Linked DNA regions of Homo sapiens: region 1 is linked to region 2. The links are chromatin contacts, found by Hi-C or POLR2A ChIA-PET in ENCODE. All regions are on one chromosome and are shown on one strand. The core of a region is the stretch at or near the end of the contact, and the rest is flanking DNA. Distances in the headings are between cores, read along the strand shown. Region 1 overlaps FENDRR (FOXF1 adjacent non-coding developmental regulatory RNA). Region 2 overlaps MTHFSD (methenyltetrahydrofolate synthetase domain containing).

Region 1 (2,700 bases), core at 23-2,522, 39 kb before region 2:
CCTTAAAATGTAAATCCGATGTTTTCTGGTTATCTACGACTGCATAACAAATCATGCCAAAATGCAGTGGCTTTAAACAGCAGTCTTTCATTACTTCTTGCAGTTCCTGTAGGTCAGAAATTCGAGAGGAGCAGGGCTGGGCGGCTGTGGCTCAGGATCTCTCATGCGCTCAGTCCTCATGGAGGGCTAGGTTGGGGTCAGTTGTGCCAAACTGAGTAAACCACTCACCCTCTCTGGTCTTCAGTTTCTCACTGTCAATTGAGAGAAGGAGACAAGACCATATCAAGTTTCTTTGTGGCTTTAAATGCCAGGATTCCCTTCTCTTCTTCTCGGTGTTCATGGAGTTCTTTTGTAATTAATCCTTTTGACCAAGGAACTCTGCAGAGCTTCCTGCCTCACGCCACAACCCACACTGGCCCCTGTGAGGTCACGACAGGTGATTTTAATTTGTTTTATTACAGAAAAAATAAAATATATGAAAGTAAAGACAATAGGATAACCAACCCCTATCTGCCCAGTACTCAGCAACAACCATTTATCAGCTTCTGTCCAGTCCTGTTCCACCTCCGTCCCTTCCCATGGCCTCTTGCCTTGGTTTTTCAGATGTAAATCCCATCTACATGTATTTCACTTGGTATCTTCGGAAGACACGGGCAGAGCTGGTTTTGACAGTGATGCAGTTGCTGGCAAATCCGTTTGCATCCAACATTGTCTTGAAATTTGGGTCACCTCTTCACAAATCCTGTTTGGAAAAGTGCTCTTATGAGGAACAGATGCTCCAGATGAGTCACAAGCCCTAAAACACACATACAAACAGACACGCCCGTCCTTTCTTTTGTTTGGAAAGCAATTGTTAGAACTTCAAGAGTGATTCTAGGGTGCTTTGCAGTCAACTGGTTACCACAAATGGGATGTGTATAACTTTAATGATTTCATTTAACACTGCCCAGTCCAGGCCTCAATCCCCTGCACTACTGTCAATGCTCCTTCATCCTGCACACGTGCTCTGCATCTCATGTTCTACGTCAGTGGTGGCAATGAGCACATGCCAGGTGTCCTGCAAACTTGGGCTCTGGAACCAAATGCCTGTGTGAGACCTGGCTCCACCACTCACTAATGTGTGCCCTTGGGTGAGTCAGAACCTCTCCTTCCCTCCATGTCCACATCTGAAGCATCCTTCATTATACTGCTCCGGGGATTGAGTGAGATCATAGACTCAGCACTCTGCGTGGTGCCTGGCACGCAGGGAGTGCCTCATAAACATCGGGCACTGCCTTCCAAACTGAGCAAGGGTTCCCCATGGCCAGCTGCTGGCTGGCCGTGCCCAGTGTCTGTCTCTCTATAGGTCAGCTATAAGCGTCTGTGTTAAATCCAAAGAACAAGCCCAAGTATGATCCCCAAAGGGAAAAGATTGCCTGAGCGAGCCTAATCCTCCTGCATCTTCCGTTATTGCCTCCACTGCTTGATTAAGCCTGACACAAGGAAAGCATTCAATCTCACTTTTGGAGGCGAAGAAGCACAGAGAAAACCTTTCTCACAGCAAGAACTGAGTTTGTGTAAGAACTGCAATTTTGAGGTCCTGAAGGACACAATCGGGGTATTGTACTTGTGGCTTCTCGTCACAGCAGCCAGCTCGCCGGACAGTAAACAAGCTTCCAATGAAATAAAGGCTTTGCATGGCAGATTCTCTTGCTGTGACTAATAGATCATGTACTTCCAAGAGTATATGTCACATTTGTCATCTCAGATGGGGGACCCTCCCAGCCACAAAACAACCTGAACAGTAGCAAGGAAGCCAGTTCCAGGCAGTGATGCCTGTTTCGGACATGGCCCCCTCTTGGTCTGAGCTGGAGCTTTTAGACACACCTGAGGGTAAGGAAGATGAGAGGAGCCACCCAGCAGTCTGTCCAGCCCTTGGCTGCCTGTAGCCTATCTTCCCTCCTTGGAGTTCCCGGGGAATAAAGGATGCAACCCAATGAAACGTTACATCTTGCAGCATTGTTTAATAGAAACTCTAAGTTAAATGGTGGATCTACATAATTAAACTTGTTGCATTTCCCCTGAACCGCTGCCTTAGCCATGGGTGCCAGGGTCACTAGAACAAATCCCACACAGATCCCTAATCACCTATCAATGAGCACAAATGATGCAGAGAGGTAATACGTGTGGTATCACTCACTAGCTGTGTGTCCCTGGGTAGTTACTCAACCTCTCTGAACCTCAATTCCCTCACTTGGAAAATGGGGATAATACCACCTGCCTTGGAGAGGTGTGATGATTAAATGCTTGTGAAGCAACTGATGTGTGCTTCATGAAGGTGACAGTGGTGGTGATGAAGATGACAGTGGTGGTGATGAAGATAACACTGCAGAGACAAAATGATTAAACTAAAAAGGATGGCACCATCAAATGCTACAGGCAGAAGACCTGGTCTCCAGAGGGTTAACAAAGAATCCCCATTTCCCAGAAGAAGAAACAGAGGGCCAGAGATGGAGCAGGACGTGGCCACGGTCACACAGCACTGCCACCCAGTGCCTCCCTCTCAGAGTGGCAGGAAACTCCAGGAAGGGCCATGAGCATCCCTCTCCTTGCCAGGATGAAATTCAGAAAGCTGCCCAGGACTTGCTGCTGACTCTGTATTCCAATGGATATGAGGAGGCTGCCCTAAGAAGATAGTGTCAGGGGACTTGCTGGGTGTGT
Region 2 (2,700 bases), core at 201-2,700:
AGCTTGAATCCAGGAGGTGGAGGTTGCAGTGAGCTGAGTTTGCACCCCTGCGCTCCACCCTGGGCAAGAGTGAGATTGTCTCAGAAAGAAGGGTACAGGCCAGGTACAGTGACTCATGCCTGTAATCCCGGCACTTTCGGAGGCCAAGGTGGGAGGATTGCTTGAGGCCAGACGTTTGAGACCAGCCTGGGCAACATAGGGAGACCCTATCTCTACTAAAAAATATTAGCTGGGCATGGTGGTGCACACCTGTCGTCCTAGCTACGTGGAGGCTGAGGAGGGAGGATGGCTCGAGCCTGGGGGTTCAAGGCTGCAGTGAGCTGTGATCACACCACTGCACTCCAGCCTGGGTGACAGAGTAAGACCCTGTCTCAAAAAATAATAATAACAGATATAAAAATAAGAGGGATGGTCTCAGCAGTTGTCAAGTGGTTGTCTTCCATTCTCCCCTTATCACGTGTGAGTGACACAATCCCGATGCTGAGCCGTGGGAACAAGAAGTTGGGTTGTTGAGCACCTGCCTCACTGCTGCCTGCTCACCACGCTCCTTGGGAACTGTCCCCACAGGCCTCCCTGGGAAGGACAGGGCAGTGAAAGGTGTGCAGGCTGATACATGTGGGGGATTTTATTTCAGGCACTTGCTCTTCAGTTTTTCTTACACGATGTTCCACAAATATAAAAATGAGAAACTCTTTCAGATTATCTGTATATCCATATACCTGGATTATTCTGGCTAAAGCGACAGGAAATCCCAGCAGTCTGGCTTCCCCGAGTAACCCTGTACTGCCTGGTTTAATCCCGCCGTCTGAGGGTGGGGTGGGCGTCAGGCATGGCTGGACACAGGAGTGCCAGTGGTGGGGTCAGAATCCAGCTTCTCCCTCTCCCGGCCCCAGTGGGTCTATTCCCCGAAGTCCTTGCTCCTGTCTGCAGGGCTGTGCCCACTGCCGGTGGGGCAGGGAGTGGAGAAGGGGGGCTGACTCACTTGCTCTTCTCCTGGAGTTGCTATTCTAACGGCAGCAAATCCACAGGAAAAAGGTAAACAAAAAAAAAAAAATAAGAATCTTTCAGAAAAAGAAGTATTTTTTAAAAAAAGAGAGAAAAGAAGGTGAGGAGTTCAGTGTAACCAGGTGACTACTCTGAACTGGGGACTGAGTCAGCCTCTGACGCTGAGCTGAATGCCCAATGACAAACGTGACCAGCCGTGCGGGCGGGGGCAAGGCCAAGGACACAGAGGGCCGAGGGCCCAGGGCCAGGTGTGGCGCTTCCAGACGTTTCTACTCTCTCATTTTATTCATGGCGACTTGGGAAGGAAATCTGTCTTTAATGAGCAAATGTAAGGCTGCGTTTTCTTTGCGAAGTCTCCACAGGATTTTCACGGCAAAACCAATGAGAAAATGTCCTTTCAAAGAGAAGACCGAGTGTCCCGAGAACATTTTCTTGAAAGCGCGTGCACGGGCCGCCCTCTCGAGGCATCGTAATGTGCTTCAAAGAACACTTGGTAAAACCCTCTGGCTAAAAAATCAAAATTTCCAAAGCATATACATTTGAAAAAAACAAAATCTCCACTTAAAAGCTTATTTTGACTTGTTGCCCGGGATCAATTGCAAAAGCGCTTCTGTTGAGAAAGGACAGTTCAGCCAAACTCAAGCTGGTTTTTAGAAACAGAACTGGAGGAAAAAAACCCAGAAAACATAAGGCACTGGGCAAATGTGACGTAGGCTGGGATGAAACCCATTCTCCCAGAGCCGGTCTCTCCCACAGCACAAAGCTGCTCCTCATGCAGCCAGCTGGCTGAGGGCCCGGAGTGTGTCCACAGAGGGAGGAGCGGGGCTGGGGAGGGGAAGAGGGGAGGCTGGCTCCCCGAAATGTGACCTGAGGACTGATCTGAGCTGCAGTGAGCACTTTTTACCCAGGGGCTGAGCTTCCTGGGCTCCTGCGACATGGATGGAGCTCTCCCTGCCGTGCTGCCAGCTCAGGAGCCTGAAGCCCAAGGGCGCGCTTCTGTACCCAGCATCCAGTCCCTGCCAGGGCCTTTTGAGAGCCGGATCCTTTGTTCATCTTCTCCTGTTCAGCCCACCCCTGGCAAACTCGAGATCACCTTCACATCACCCTCCCCTGCTTAGCCACTCACTCAGTCCCTGGCCCCTCTGCTCTGTCCCTCCAGAGAAACAGAAACCGACTCAAGGCCCGAGCCTGCACGATTGGGAGGCTGCAGTCTCTGCGCGCTGTGAGATGAACCGCAGGGCGGCTTCCCCACTCACAGGAGGGCCTGGGCGTTCACTGAGCGGTGACTTCTGAGAAGAATTGAGACCCGAGCAGCTCAGGCGGTGGCTCCGACACGTCTTGCCACGCAGGCCTCTCGAGTGCCATCGGAACCGGAGCGGCAGGGGACGGGGATGGCGAGTCTGCAGTGAGCTCCGTGGCTGTCCACGAGGTCACTTGTCCCTCTGCTGCCTGGCCAGCGCCACCCTCAGGGTGTCGGTGCCCAGGCGCAGGCCCTGCAAGCAGGAGACGGCCTGCTGGGCTGCGGCAGAGTCCGGGTAATGGAGGAAGGCTCTGCGCCGCGGGCCCTGCCAGGTGAGCCGCAGGGGCACGGAGCCGAGTTCCCGCAGGGCTCTCTTCAGGTCACTCACACGGGCGTCCCCGGGGAGGTTCCCAACGTAAACATCGGCTGCAAGCGGGGCACCCTCCCCTGGTGGG

The links. A loop is a pair of places that touch in the nucleus more often than their neighbours do. ChIA-PET counts read pairs that join two places held with the same protein, here RNA polymerase II (POLR2A).
Region 1: a map of dorsolateral prefrontal cortex shows a loop between it and region 2 (5-fold over the local background). The contact joins two enhancer-like sites. A Hi-C loop is called at or near these places in 1 of 168 maps with a recorded cell type or tissue (dorsolateral prefrontal cortex). POLR2A ChIA-PET finds 5 or more read pairs at or near these places in 1 of 52 experiments (GM12878).

The regions. Positions count from the first base shown.
Region 1 is chr16:86,490,263-86,492,962 of GRCh38, forward strand. The region is part of intron 1 of FENDRR (FOXF1 adjacent non-coding developmental regulatory RNA); the gene reads right to left. Among named protein-coding and RNA genes, the nearest start is that of FENDRR, 17 kb to the right of the region's middle. Within about 2 kb of position 1,273, at least 2 of the 41 ENCODE cell types and tissues checked have a DNase peak (open chromatin) inside an H3K27ac peak, as active enhancers do; they include dorsolateral prefrontal cortex, where a contact is called at or near this core.
Region 2 is chr16:86,529,576-86,532,275 of GRCh38, forward strand. It overlaps MTHFSD (methenyltetrahydrofolate synthetase domain containing), which reads right to left. Exons shown (of 8, transcript NM_001159377.2): 8 at 611-2,700. The coding sequence ends at 2,436. Among named protein-coding and RNA genes, the nearest start is that of FOXF1, 20 kb to the left of the region's middle. Within about 2 kb of position 1,451, at least 7 of the 41 ENCODE cell types and tissues checked have a DNase peak (open chromatin) inside an H3K27ac peak, as active enhancers do; they include dorsolateral prefrontal cortex, where a contact is called at or near this core.